Regions from separate parts of the Homo sapiens genome. Here region 1 is linked to region 2. A link is an interaction called in ENCODE POLR2A ChIA-PET data of the cell type or tissue named here. Cell type or tissue: PC-9. All regions are shown on one strand. Each heading gives the region's core, and the rest is flanking DNA. Links, peaks and the distances in the headings are about the cores only.

The links. Peaks named below come from ENCODE experiments on the same cell type or tissue, not always from the same donor. Only the 100,000 strongest peaks of a DNase experiment are listed, where the experiment ranks them.
Region 1: POLR2A ChIA-PET joins it to region 2 with 12 read pairs; 1 of 35 experiments calls an interaction of 5 or more read pairs at or near these places.

What each region holds. Positions count from the first base shown.
Region 1 is chr1:15,193,361-15,200,352 of GRCh38, reverse strand. All of the region lies in intron 1 of TMEM51 (transmembrane protein 51), which reads right to left. Among named protein-coding and RNA genes, the nearest start is that of TMEM51-AS2, 25 kb to the right of the region's middle. In PC-9, for the core only: no CTCF peak of the experiment used is centred there; a DNase peak (open chromatin) is centred at 4,762.
Region 2 is chr1:14,738,210-14,746,145 of GRCh38, reverse strand. The region is part of intron 1 of KAZN (kazrin, periplakin interacting protein); the gene reads right to left. Among named protein-coding and RNA genes, the nearest start is that of KAZN, 140 kb to the right of the region's middle. RefSeq lists enhancers at 2,922-3,505, 3,506-4,090. In PC-9, for the core only: no CTCF peak of the experiment used is centred there; a DNase peak (open chromatin) is centred at 3,705; H3K27me3 peaks cover 633 bases.

The DNA of each region.
Region 1 (6,992 bases), core at 1,752-6,751, 450 kb before region 2:
CACTGCAGTCTCGATATCCCAGGCTCAGGCAATCCTTCTGCCTTAGCCTTCTGAGTAGCTGGGGACTATAGGTGCATGCCACCAAGCCTGGCATTTTTTTGTAAAGATGGAGTCTCCCAGTATGGCCCAGGCTGGTCTTGAAATCCTGGGCTCAGGAGATCCTCTTCTCACAAGGACACCAGTGATATTGGATTAGGGCCCACTCATATGACTTTACTTCACCTTGATCCCCTATGTAAAGGCCTTATCTCCAAATGCAATCCCATTCTGAGTACTGGGGACAGGGGGCTTCAACAAAGGAATTTGGCGGGGGACGCAATCCAGCCCACATTTGCTTCGCTTAGGCCCTCTTTCCCACTGGGTAATAAAAAAGATCTACCCTGGGCCGAGTGCTCACAACCTCCACGGTATTGCTAATATGTTTCACACATCATCTCCCAGCAGCCCCGGGAAGGAAGTGCTACGGTCCCCACTTCGCAGAGAAGTCAGGGCACAACAGCTCACAGGAGGGAACTAAATCCCACCTCTGCCCAGCAGCAGCTAGGATACAATATTGGTCTCATAGGGTTGAGGGGTGAGCGTGTTATCCACGTGGAGGGTTATCCAACAGAGTGTTTGGCTGGCTGTGTGCAGGTACCACAGGGAAAGTATATCATTTCAGAGCTGGAGGGCCCTGGTGACAGAGAAACATGGAGACTGGGGAGATGGGAGACTATGGCAGCTGAAGGCAAGGACCCTGGCATGCATCTGCTTCAGTAGCTGCTCCTTACGCCTCTCAGAATCTCAGTTTCCTCTTCTGTGTTTGGTGCTGCCAAGACATGATGCTGCAGGGAAAGCTGGCATTATGATTCCCCCAACCCGTGGCTAGCCCACCCTCACAACCACCTGCCCCCCTGGGTTTTAAAATCTCTGTGAACTGACCGGGTGTGGTGGCTCATGCCTGTAATCCCAGCACTTTGGGAGGGCAAGGAGGGTGGATCAGCTAAAAGTCAGGAGTTTGAGACCAGCCTGGCCAACATGGTGGGACCCCATCTCTACTTAAAATATAAAAAATCAGCCAGGCATGGTGGCGTGCGCCTGTAATCCCAGCTACTCGGGAGGCTGAGGCAGGAGAATTGCTTGAACCCAGGAGGCGGAGGTTGCAGTGAGCTGAGATTGCGCCGTTGCACTCCAGCCTGGGCAACAAGAGTGAAACTTCGTCTCCAAAAAAAAAAAAAGTCTCCGTGAACTAAAAAAAGACACAATCGACTTTCTTCACAGCCAGCATGGCATTATGGCATTCAGAAGTGGCCTCACTGTCTATAGAGAAGCCCTGGTGAAACTTCCATGCTGGAAAACGATTTCACAGGGCTCAGTGGGCACATCTTGGGTGTTTTTCCCCTCTGCCACGTCAATCTGTAAACACCAAGCAGGTCCCAGCTAAGGGCCGGAAACGGGGTTGACCTCCTGAGGAATGCACCAGAGAGATCTGGCCAAGGTGAGATGTCACCTGCCCGGCACAGCTCACCTCCAAGCACAGTGAGCCTGCTGCTCTTTCCTCCTTCTCCCTGTGCTGGAGGGAAAGAAAAGAGAGCGTGCCAATTCACTGGTCTGATGTTTTCATTTGGTCGGCAGGGTGGCTGAGTTTTGCCAGTTGGCCAGGTGGGGTGGCTCACGCCTGTGATCCCAGCACTTTGGGAGGCCGAGGCAGGCAGATCACTTGAGGTCAGGAGTTCAAGACCAGCCTGGTCAACATGGTGAAACCCCGTCTCTACTAAAAATACAAAAATTAGCCAGGCGTGGTGGCGGACACCTGTAGTCCCAGCTACTCGGGAGGCTGAGGCACCGAGAATCACTTGAACCCGGGAGGCAGAGGTTGTAGTGAGCTGAGATCACGCTACTGCACTCCAGCCTGGGCAACACAGTGAGACTCTGTTTCAAAAAATAATAGTAATACTAATTTTGCCTATTTGTGGTTCCCAATATCCGTGTTCCCCTTCCTCCATAGTAAGCTGATGCTCGGCTTTCCGTGGCTTCCTAGAATAAAGATAGCAGTACCCAGCCTCTTAGGCAGCTCACTAGCGGTTGCATGTGACTAAGTTCTGGCCAATGGGATATAAGCAGGGTGTGTATAGGGGGTGGGGCACATTCAGGAAGGGAAACATGTTAAATGAGGAGACATGTCTCCCCCTGCTTCCCACTTCCTATTGGTTCTAGTGCAGATGTGATGGTTGGAGCTCAAGCAGCCATACTAGGATGTGAGGTAGAGACTGGCAGAGCAGCAAGATAGAAGGAGCCTAGGTCCCTGAGGATCACGGTGCTGCCTTTTCAGCCCTGGACTGCTGACCTCTGGACTCTGTTTACATAAGAGAAAAATAAAGGTTTATCTTATTGAATCTGCTTTTTTTTTTTTTTTTTTGTCATGTATAGCCAAAGCTACGCCTGTCCACACAGGCTGAGAGGTTCACGGTTGTGGGAGGAAAGGTGGTGGCTGGCTGGGTGCAGATACCACAAGGAAAGGGACATAGTTTCAGAGCTGGAGGGCCCTGGTGACAGACACAGCGAGATCAGGGAAGTGGAGGGCTACGGCAGCTGAAGGAAAGGACCCTGGTGTGCATCTGCTTCACTAGCTGCTCCTTCCACCACTGAGAGCCTCGGTTTCCTCATCTGTAAAATGGCAACAATGATACCATCCCGACAAGAGAGTACACAGAGCCTGTGCCCATAATCGGAGCACTGGTCACAACACACACTTAGCAGGAATGAGGTGAGTGATTCAGTACGGGGCTTTTGGAGAGAGCCTCAGTACGGGGCTTTTGGAGAGAGCCTCAGCCAGAAGCAGGGTAAGAAGATGGCCTGGGTAAAGATGCAGAGAAGGCCTCTTCAGTCAGAGAGGCCGGGAAGCCCTGAAAACGCAGGGTCCAAAGGTCACAGGAGGAGGTGTCCAACAGGGAGGGGCACCGGTCAGTCTCAAGCGCCCCAGAGAAGTTGAGAGGATGCTGTTGTTTTACCTGCCCAGCAGGCACTCCTAACCTGCTGGGAACAGTGCCTGGTTTTCCTTCTCTAGGGCCCTCCCCATTCTCAGTCCATATGACTTTGATTCTGGCTCAAGGGGCAGGCACATGCCCAGGCCTGGCCAATCAGGGCCTCCCACACTCTGGGGCACAGTGATAATTTCAAGACGGACACGTAACCCACACTGGGCCAATGAGTTTCAAATTTTAACTTTCCCTGGAATTGCTGAGAAAGAGACACTCCTCCATTGCATAGGCAGCTCAGAGCATTGGGCAGAGAAAGCCTGCCTGGGAATGAATGAACACAGCAAAAAGCAGAACCAAACGGCAGGGAGTGAGTCCTCATGGCACTGTTTGCAAACCTGGATCCCGCTGTGTCTGAAGAACCCTGGAGGGCTGAGTGATAAGAGCTCATTCATTACACTGAGTTTTCTGTCTCCTGCATTTGAAAGAGTCCTAGAATGCCAAAACTAGAAACTGAATTCTAGTCAACACTTATCTTTAGAATTCTGCACTACATCCCAGGGCCAACTAGCTGAATTAATAGGTGACTTGAAATTATGTTGTCACTGTTGTTTAATGCACATACTTGTTCATAAGTCTTTTTAAATTGGAAACTGGGAAAACAATTTTTTTGAAATGACATGTAAAATTGGATGGTCATTCTGGTACCAGTCTGGAAGCACTTAATTCAATAAAATTAAAGGGCTGGGTACAATAGTTCATGCCTGTAATGCCAGTGCTTTGCGAGGCTCAAGTGGGAGGATTGTTTGAGGCCAGGAGTTTGAGACCAGCCCAGGAAACATAGAAAGACCCTGTCTCTTGCTGTGTGTGCTGGTGCACCATGTCTCTAGAAAACAAAGTCTCCACATACTCCCTCACAGTGGTATGCTGGTAAACTAGCTCTCTCTCCCTCCCCCTCTCTCTTTCACATGTGTGCATGCACACGCACACACACACACACATGCACACACACACACAGCCCAGATTTGTAGTGATTGCCACGGCCCATCGCTGTGGTGTAAATATTCCCATCACAGCACTATCGAGCTACTGACACGATGTCACTGAACTCGGAGTAGGGAGGAGATGTGCATAATTGGCTGTTGTAAAGTGGTCCAAGCTCACTCTGGCACAGCACGGCAGGTCTCCAGCTGAGTTCACATCCCACACAGGGCCCGTGGGTGAGGCTGTCCACTGCAGCAGTCTGGGTGTCTCTGGGTGGGGGATGGATGGGTGGATGAGCTAGGCGCACACCATGCAGTGCCATGCAATTGTCAGATGCAGTGAGTGAGATGCACACACAGCAAAGTCGCAGGAATAAAAACTCAGGGCTGAGGACTGCCTCCATCTTTTAAGTGATGGGGAGGGAACTTTTTGCCTTGAGTAAGCCACGGAGTTGCAGGTCTCTGAGGACCCACACATAATTGATACTCTCAACACATCTCAGAAAAAGAAGTTCAGCCAGGACTGCTTGGGCTTCTTTCCCACAAGCCACGTCTCCTGGGAATCCTGCTGGGTCAAGGCCGAGGGCAGTCGGTTGGGCAGGAGATGCTCGTTAGGAGCTGGGCTCTGTGCTCAGGCTGCTGGAGTCTGGAATCAGGCTCAGTACCCACTAGGTGTGCAACCCTGGGCCAGCTCTTCCCTCAGTCTCAGAATGGGGGTGATGTGAGGACAAAGTGACATGTCATATAGCAAGCCCTAGCTGGTAGTAATCTCAGAACTCAAGGAAGAATCGATGAGTCAAGAGACTCAGAGAAGGAGCTAGAACATCCTAGAGAATGAGGGCAAACCGGTTCCTTTGAGGTAGCCTAGAGAAGATGAACGAGGGTGGGGGACTCATGGGAACAAACTATGGGGACAAGAGAGTCCCAATAAACTCTATGGGACTCAAGATGTGGCCAGTCTGCATTGGGATGTGCTATTCAAGTGTAAAACACACACTAGATTGCCAAGGCTTATCAGGACAAAAAGAAAATCTCACTAACATTTTTATATTAATTACGTGTTGAGATGACAGATTTTGGATATATCAAGTAAAATCTATTATTAAAATTAATTTTCCTGTTTCTTTGTCCTTTTATAAAAAGATGTGGTTGCCAGGAAATTTAAGATTATATATGGGGCAGGCCGGTGCAGTGGCCCACGCTTGTAATCCCAGCACTTTGGGAGGCCGAGGTAGGCAGATTGCTTGAGCTCAGGAAATCGAGACCAGCCTGGGCAACATGACGAAACCCCATCTCTACAAAAAATACACACACAAAAAAACTAACGGGGCATGGTGGTGAGTGCCTGTAGTCCCAGCTACTTGGGAGGCTGAAGTGGGAGGATCACTTGAGCCTGGGCAGTGGAGGTTGCAGTGAGATGAGATCGCGCCATTGCACTCCAGCCTGGGTGACACACAGCAAGACCCTGTCTCAAAAAAAAAAAAAAAAAAAAAAAGTAAAATTATATATGGGGCTTGAATTCTCTTTCCATTGGATAGTGTTGCTGCAGGTGCGCTCTTGAATTTATGGCCAGGAAAATAAAATTGCTGGCTGAAAAACGTAAGGTAGGGGATAACCAATCAGAATGAGACAGAACGCAATATCATCCACGGAAATGAGAAAGACACAATGTACAAGACCACAGCCAACAAGAGGCATGTTAAACATGTTAGGATGGGTGCCCTGGATGGAATAGGAGAGGGGAGAAAAGAGGAATAAAAGAATAACAACGAAAAGATAGGAAGCGGCTGTGTAGGGCCCAGTAACAATGACATGTTACAAACTGAGAGGTGCATTAACCTAGCCCTCTGAGCTGAGGCCCAGCACCTCTCTAAATCCAGAGAAATGGTGGCTCCCCAATTCCACAGCAACAGGGAGCCACGGAGCCCACTGCTATGGCCAGTGCAGTCCCAAGGGGCACGTGGCAGGAATGGACTGATGGACAATGCGGGGCTGAGCTCCAGGTGACCCAATGACAATCACACCCAGCTTGCTGTCAGGTGGCCAGAGGGAACTAGCTTTCATCAAGTTTCTGAGGCTTAGGAGGACAAAAAGAATACCTCACTAACATTTTTATATTAATTTCATGTTGACATATTTTGAACATGTCGAGCTAAATATATTATTAAAATTAATTTTGCCTGTTTCTTTGTCCTTTTTAAAAAAGGTGTGGTTACCAGGAAATTTAAAATTATATATGGGCCTTGAATTCTATTTCTGTTGGAAAGTGTGGCTGCAGGAGGTAAACTTTCAAGGGTGTGAATTTTTGTCATTTTTGTTCACTGCCCTCTCTAGTCCAAGAACAAGCCTGGCACAGGCCAGAGGAGCTTAATAGATGTTTGTTGAATGAAGGAATAGCACAGCATAGTGGTATAGTGGAATCTGTTGAGTGAATCAGTAGTTGGCTTAGCAGTAGAGTGGAATATAGATGGATTTTGGAGTCTGTGGGATGTAGGTTTAATTCTGTACACCCCTGGCAATGCCCTTCACCTCCTCACCTGTTAAAAAGAAAATGCTGGCCAGGCGCAGTGGCTCACGCCTGTAATCCCAGCACTCTGGGAGGCCAAGGCAGTTGGATCACCTGAGGTCAGGAGTTCGAGACCAGCCTGGCCAACATGGTGAAACCCTGTCTCTACTAAATAAAAATACAAAAATTAGCTGGGCGTGGTGGCACGCACCTGTAATCCTGAATCACTTGAACCCAGGAGATGGAGGTTGCAGTGAGCCGAGACCGTGCCACTGCACTCCAGCTTGGGCGACAGAGTGAGACCCTGTCTCAAAAAAAAAAAAAAAAAAAAGAAAGAAAGAAAAGAAAAAGAAAATGCTGTCTACTTCCCCAGCCACTTCTGAGAGTCCAGGTCCGGCACAGGACAGGCACACTGCAAGCTGCTGTTGTCATTTGCTGTGGGAAACCTGGGGAGGCCAGAGAACAGTGCCACAGGGCTGTTGCCTTTCTGGGTGTGTGAATGATAACTCCACGTTAGGTGCCAGCCTGTGATCTCAAGCAGCTGCT
Region 2 (7,936 bases), core at 1,402-6,401:
CACGAAAGCTGTGGGTGATTTTGAACTGGGATAACTTAATTTAAGGTGGACATAAATGGCATTTAAAAACCCAACCAGTTAAAGTTCATGATAAATCATATTGCACAATGAATGTGATTTTTCTTTCAAAGCCAGCTTCTGTTATATTTTATTTCTGCTGAGTCATAAATTCCATGAGAGCAAGAGACCACCAATTTACCCCGGGGATGCCAAGTGCCCAGCAGAACGGTTCGCCCAGAACAGTCTTTTGAAAGCCCACTCGTGACAAATGAAAACTGTCCCCAACAGAAAATATAGCAGTGCCAAATCAAGACGATAGTAACATCAGCCAAATATTTATCCTGAGGGTTAAAGGAAACAGTGTCTAAGACTGCATTTGTCTAAACGAAGCTCCGGATGGATCAGTCGTTGATCTTATTAGCGGTAATAATTCTAGTGATGATTAAGATCTCTTCCCCACTCTTCCACCATATTTAACCACTGTTTTCCCCCAACCAACCTAACAACATTAGAGAAATGAACCCATGCCAAGTGTATAGCCCCGAGAAGCAGTGGGTCCCCAATGCTGAGCACTCTGCCATACCAAGCACTCACTCAATGGCGAGATTTAAAAAGCCTCCTTTCAGTTTTATTATGACTATTAGTAACTGTTAATTAGAGTGTTGTAGGAGCAGCAATCACTTCCCCCCATTCTCACGGTGCTAATTACTCTTGGCTTTGCAACCAGCAGAGAAAAAAGGCCCACGATTGTGCCAGGGGATTCTTTATTTACCTTCTTGTACTATCATTCCTATCTATTTTGAGCTGCGTACCATTTAAAAACAGTTGCAGAGAAGCCCTTTTGTTAAAGAAAGCATGTGATTTTCCTTTTTTTTTTTTTTTTCCTTTTTTTCTTTTAATGATAAACGCCCCATTCACATTGCCAGGCTGCAGATCGGTCTTGGCGCTGTATACTCCCAGGTCCAGGGCACTGGGATGGTGCTGGGTGCTGGCCTGCAGGGCACTGTCCAGATCAGGATCTGTCTGGATTTTTGGCCAGACCTTTTGGTTAGGTCATAAGGCGATTCAATGGTCCTAGCAAGACTTCCTTTCATCTATATCATCTCCTGCCACTTGAACTTCAAGGTCTATCTGTAGTAAGTTACCACTGCCCATGGGTAGCTCCAGGCTCAGGCGGTTCTGGGTCAGCTGCAGGATCACTGCTGCAAGGAGCCAGGGCAGTGATGACCTTGGGGACAGGTAGTGACTTGGAGGGGTCACAGGTGCCTCCGGGTGCTGGTGATATTCCTCTTTTGCTTGATGTCAGTGCTGCTTGCTTGAGTTTGGTCCCTGTGAAAATCCTTCTAGTTATTTACTTATGAACTATGGACTTTGCTGGATGCATGTTACACTTTTTTAAAGAATTGTTTTTATTTTTAAAGAGACTGGGTTACCCAGGCTGGAATACAGTGTCATAATCACAGCTCACTGCAGCCTCGAACTCCTGGGCTCAAGTGATCTTCCTGCCTCAGCCTCCCGAGTAGCTGGGACTACAGGCACATGCCACCATACCTGGCTAATTTTTTATTTTTATTTTGTGTAGAGTACCAGGATCTTGCTATGTTGCCCAGGCTGGTTTTGAACTCCTAGCCTCAAGTGACTGTCCTACCTCAGCCTCCCAAATTGCTGGGATTACAGGCGTGAGCCATCACACCTGGCCTGTTACACTTAAATAATTAAAAAACAAAAAAACAAAAACAAAACAAAAAAAACTACCACCATCAGGGATTAGCCATGTGATTCTGGACAGGCCACCTAACCTCACTGGACCTTGATTCCCTTCTCTGTAAAATGGGGCCAATAGTTCCTACCTTACAGAGTTGCAGTCAAGACTAAATAAGATAATACTGAGTAAGATACTCAGCCAGTGCATGGAAAACACATAAAGCATCTCTGTAGCCATTATTAATGCTGCTAGTGTTATTAATAATGTGTGCAAATGGCCAGGTTAATGATGCCCACACATAAGGAACCATTCAGGGCACTGGTGATGGCCATGATAAAGCCAGCCTTGACCGTCTCCCCTCAACAAGCAATGTTCTGTCATTGGAGTGGCTCCTAGTTTCTCTTGATAGCCTGTACAGTAGCCAAGAGTGGTTTTTGTCCGTCCAGCTTGCATTTTCCTCTTTTCCAGGTACCAGAGTCTTGGTTTTGCTTCAGGAAACCTCATTCTTGGTGTCTGCAGTTGAGGTAAGATTGATCCCCTCTGTTCCATGGATGGGCCCCTGTCTCCACTGGGATAATCAGCATTTTCCAATCTCTTGGCCATAAGCGACCTGAGATCAACTCCAGGACTCTTGTTGGAGCTGTCAGGAAAGCGGCTCCCTCCCACCACTGCCAACGCTAAATAAAGTGGTTCAAGACAGCAGGGAGTAGTGGAGGGTGAGGAGGACCCCACCAGACAATCTGCTGGGAACCAAAGCAACTTGGGGGACAACAGATCTGAGACCCGAGGAGAGGGAGAGATTCTGGCCACTGCTGGGTCTCCCAAATGCCAGCGATGACCTATATGACTCATCATGTCTGGGAACCAATGAAGGGTTCATTTTGTTTCTTTTTGCTTAAGCCAATTTAGAAAGCACTGGGGCTTCTATCAAAGAAGTCCTCAGTCTCACTGTTGCAGTGACCAATTAATGAATAATTAATATCTGCATTGTATGTACTTTTTTTTTTTTTTGAGACAGAGTCTCGCTCAGTCCCCCAGGCTAGAGTGCAGTGGCGCGATCTCAGCTCACTGTAACCTCCGCCTCCCAGGTTCAAGTGATTCTCCTGCCTCAGCCTCCAGAGTAGCTGGGATTACAGGCACGTGTCACCACGCCCGGCTAATATTTGTATTTTTAGTTGAGACAGTTTCACCATGTTGGCCAGGCTGGTCTCGAACTCCTGACCTCAAGTGATCCTCCCACCTCAGCCTCCCAAAGTGCTGGGATTACAGGCATGAGCCACCACACCTGAACCTACTATGGACCTCTCTGATCCTGACCCCCATGGAACTCTCCCTACTCCTGGCCTCTTCATGCCTGCGACGCACCACTCTGGCCCACACACAGTGCAGCTCAGCTCTTCCTCCCATATTTCAAATCCACCAAAGCAAAGATCTCAAAGGCGGCACATCTTATGGGTCTATTCACTGGTGAGTGCAGGAGCATCTGTTTGACCAGACTCACTACCAGGTGCCAAGTGCAGTTACAGAGAGGAGGAAGTCTCCGTCTCTGAGCCGTGGGTGCTTGTACAATCCAGGCAGGCAAGACACACACTGAACCCTGGTGACTCCAGGGTCACTTCTACATCCCTGGCTCCTGCCACCATGGCTGTCCACAGGACAGGCTCAGCAAATGGGTTTTGAACTGTGCTCAACAGCTAAGACAGAAAGTGACAAAGCAATTCAAAAGCAAGAGTGTTTGCATCTTGCCAGATGGGGTGATTCAAAGAAACATCATTGGAGCTGACACTTCTTGGGAGTTTTGGTAGGCAGGGATATCACAACAAGCGAGAAAAAGCACAGGGAGAGAAACCTCCAGGCTTATTGTCCCAAGACTGCAGCACAGAGAGGCGAGATTGGTTATTGCTGGCGGATGAACTGACTCATTGGTTTTTTTTTCATTCGCTCATTCCTTCATTCATTCAAGCACGTACGCAAGAATGCACTTAGTTAATCCAACAAGTATTTATTCAGTGCCTGAGTCATCTCTGGCATATGGTAGTTGCTCAATGAATGAATAAGCTTCTATTTTGTGCCTGCTGTGCTCTTAAGTGGGAGGGACACATTCATGAATAACACAGACCTAGGCAGAGTCCTTGCCATCACAAAGCCTGCAATCTAGCAGCTTCTTCACAAATATTTATTCAGTGCCTACTATGAGCCAGGCCCTCTTCTAGATGCTGGGAACAGGCAGTGAACAGGACGGACAAGGTCACTGCTTTCCTGGAGCTGACATTATAGCAGTTGGAGAGGACCCCACTCACAGTTCCTCCTTTCGTTTGTTCTGTTCATCCAAAGTTGGAGGGAAGTGCTGTCCACACTGGGACAATTCCAAAGGGGGAGGAATCTTTGCTTGGGGATGGTTCTATTTTTCTGTATAGCCATTTCATAGTATCAAGAAGGTGAATGTGGCTTCCCACAAGGAAAATCCTAAACAAAACAAAAAACAACCCAAAAAAAAACAACCACAAGAGAGAAGCAACATTGAATTGGTTAACAGAAAGGGAATATTTGGATTCTGGCTCAAACATCAAGGTTGAGATGCATTTCAGGGCCCCTCATCAGTTTCTCATAAAACATGCCACCAGAATGGAATTTTATCAGAGTTTGCTATTGTTTAATATGCCTTGAAAGAGTTTTTGTCTTCAAGGGGCCATTCTGGAAAGCTGACACTTGAGTGGGGAGTGAGAACCTCTTGGCTATGAAGCTCAGCAGGTCTTGAAACCCCGGGGGGAAGTGCCCCTTCTCCCTCCCTCTCCTTTTCAGTTCAGCAAGTAGCTCAGCCTCATGTAAGAGAAAAATAAAAAGATACTAGTTCAATCAAAGTAAAACTGTCACACGCTATCCTGACCTTTTCAATATGTAAATAGTTGTGCTCTCAAATTTCAGGACCTGATGGGAGATTCTGACAGACATTCCCTTCCAGGAGGCCCAAGAGAAGAGGCTGGAACTGTTAGAACTCTAAAAGCCAACAAACCCAAGAAAAAAACTGTAGGTCTCTGGGTCTCCACATGCCCATGGGATTTGCCTGAGCTGAGGCAACCATAGCCACCTGTGCCACCAGCTGCCCCCTCCTCTAGCATCCTCATGCCCGACATTGAGCAACTGTGTGCTTCAGGCATGGTGCTGGGTGCTGGGGAGGCAAAGATGGTCAAGATAGAGTTCCTCTTCTGGATTATGTCACAGGGGAGAAAGACAAGTCCATTTATTCATGCACGCATTTAAAAGTGAAGCACCAATCATATTCAGGCCTCGGATGCAGAGCAAATAAACGACCCGCTCCAGCAACTTGGGACAAGTGCTTGGTCAGCACACAGGACCTCCATGGTAGCACAAGGGAGAGAGTGAGGGCATGATCCTGCCCCAGCTGCCTGGAGGCTGCACCCCCAGAGAAGCATGTTCAAAGCACAGAGCTCCTTCCCACTCCCCTCCAGGTCTGTGAACAGAGGGCAGGACCTGCCACCCCCACAGGCACCATGGAGGGAAAGTGTCTGTCATTCCCCAGGAAACGATAAAACTGAATTTCCAAATGCCCTGTTATTCCTACAGTTAGTAATTGGAATCCCCAAAGCCCAGCAAAGGTGGAATCTTTCCTGTTTGGGGGCTGGCAAGAAGGAGGGCTAAAGGAATTCCAGGCAAAGGAAGGAGAATGAACAAAGAGCAAGAAATCAAGAGACCCTCTTGATCCCAGGAATGGCCCAAGGTGCAGCTCAGAATCACAGCAGTAGAAACCTGAGATGGGAGTGCGGGCGGCCAGAGCGGGAGAGGTCTGTGGGGCTCAAACCACGCCAAGGAGACAGGAGCTATAGAGGGATTTAAAGAAGGAGAACCATACAATGTAATTCATTTTTTTGGGGGGGCGGAGGCAGAGGATAGGATGGAATTGGGGTGGGCGAGACTTTTAGCAAGGCAGCAGTTGGCAGCTGTCATAATCCAGAGAAGAGAAGTGGGCACATATAATAGTGAAGAGGAGACAAGGACCAAAGGTGCTAAAGGAAAAAGCATCATAGTTTGTGCATGGGACTGGATGTCAGGATGACATTTGACTGGAAGTCAAATTCCACTCCCTCCACCAAGTTTTCTCTGCATCGGTTTAGAGGCGTCCTGCCCAGAAACACAGCCTGTGCATCTGGGATTGCAGCTCCCCGCACAGCACGGTGTCTCTGGAGCTCTTACGTGTCATACCACGGTTGGTTCCCTGAGCTCCAGGGATGTCTAAGCCACAGCTGCCTGTGGAGGGACCAATTTGCCTCCTAGGGGCTGCAGGGTATTTGCCACAGCCCCAGCACACACTCGGCTTGGGTCTGATCCACAAAAACCCCGCTTTGCAAGGCAGATGGTCCCTTGTTGACTGCAGATGTATCCAGGTGCCTCCTAGAAAGGAAAGGACTCCTTCTTTCCCCCGTTCTCAACTGCTCAGCAAATGCCCCAATAAACCAGAGCCAAAAGGATTCAGGGTGACATTTCCCACTGAAGAATTGCTCTGAATCACGAAAATAATTCTCCTTTCTGCTTGTAGAAATCCCAGAGCAGATACAAACCCTCCTGAAGGGTGCAGATGAATTCCTCGCAGGCTCTCTGTTTGCACGTGGGCAGACAGATCAACATTTTTTTATTCTAAGTGAGGAAATTCGAAGCTTTCCACTTTTTTTGAATCCGTCATTCCTTTGGCTGGGCTGACTTGACCCGTTACCACAGTTAGTTCTCCAGTTTGAACTTCAAACAATACAAAAAAAAAAGGGGAAGTTGGTGGTGTGAAGACTTCTCGTCATGTGAAACGTCTTGAAAGCGTCCTCAAGTGAGAAAATGACATCCCTCCCTTCATCAGCCTAGCCTGAGAATGGTTCCTTAGAATTTCCCCACCCGGCCAAGGGGAGGAAACACTTGAGCTTATGAAGGAGTTTTGGGCATCAAAGGGCTTTTAGGAGGTGCGAAGTTATCACACGAACAGGAGGATTTTCCCCCACAGGAATGGAAATCCACCACAGGACACTGCCCGTCTCTTGCTTGTACTTCCGATGCCAGCACCTAATAAAGCTGGGGTATGGGGTAGCAGCCAGAGGCCATCCACTCCAATAGCTTCTCACTTCACACAGTCCCGGATTTAAAATTTGGCTTGACAATGGAAACCATTTGTGACTTAAATCTGCATATCTGGCACAGCATCGATTAAAAAGAACATGGCTTTTAACGCTAGATGGGCTTAGTGTTTTGTTTGTTTTGTTTTGAGACAAAGTCTCACTCTGTTGCCCATGCTGGAGTGCCGTGGTGCAATCATAGCTCACTGCAACCTCAACTCTTGGGCTCAAGTGATCCCCCTACCTCAGCCTCCTGAGGACTCCTGGGACCACAGGTGTATACCACCATGCCCAACTAATTTTTATTTTTATTTTTAATAGAGATGAGGTTTCACTAGGTTGCCCAGGTTGGTCTTGAATCCATGGCCCCAAGCAATCCTCCTGCCTTGGCCTCCCACCGTGCTGGGATTACAGACATGAGCCATTGCACTTGACCAGACGGGTCTAGTTTTCAACTCAGACTCTGCCCTCTACTTGCTGTGTGGCCTTCAGCAAGTTGCTTAACCTCTCTGAGGTTCAGTTTCCTGTCCTGTAAAATGTGAATCGTCATCCTCACTTCACGGGGATTTTTTTAACGAAAAAAATCCAGTACATAAACCTCTTTGATGGAAGAATGAGCCTTCATACGTGAAGGACCTTGTACACAGTTCCCGGGGCCTCAGTAACGCTCTAAACATTACCTGCCTGGACTTACCTCTCTTCTCCTGAAGCTCATTAGAAGTGCATAAAGTCTGAGCTCAATCAACTCCGGTGGTCAGAAAGCCAGGAGAAGCCTCTTTGCCTCCCTGAATGAACAGCCACAGGTTTATGATTTATTTGCTGATTAATTGGATGCTTGGAGACAATTCCATTTCAATTACCTTATTGGCATGACGAGATATACAAGGGCTGCCAATGTCAATACATTAAGACTGAGTGTGCTGGAGCAGCAGCCAGGGTTCAGGGCACTGCTGTGTCATCTGCGCCACGGTGCACAAAGGCAGCTTCAAAAGCATTTCAGCATGATCGCTTCCCTCTCTCCGCTCCTGGGGAGAGAAGGATCCTGCACACCACAGGCAAATCATGCTGAAATTGAGGTGGTGCCTTTGGGACTCCCATCCCATCACAGTCTTGGGAT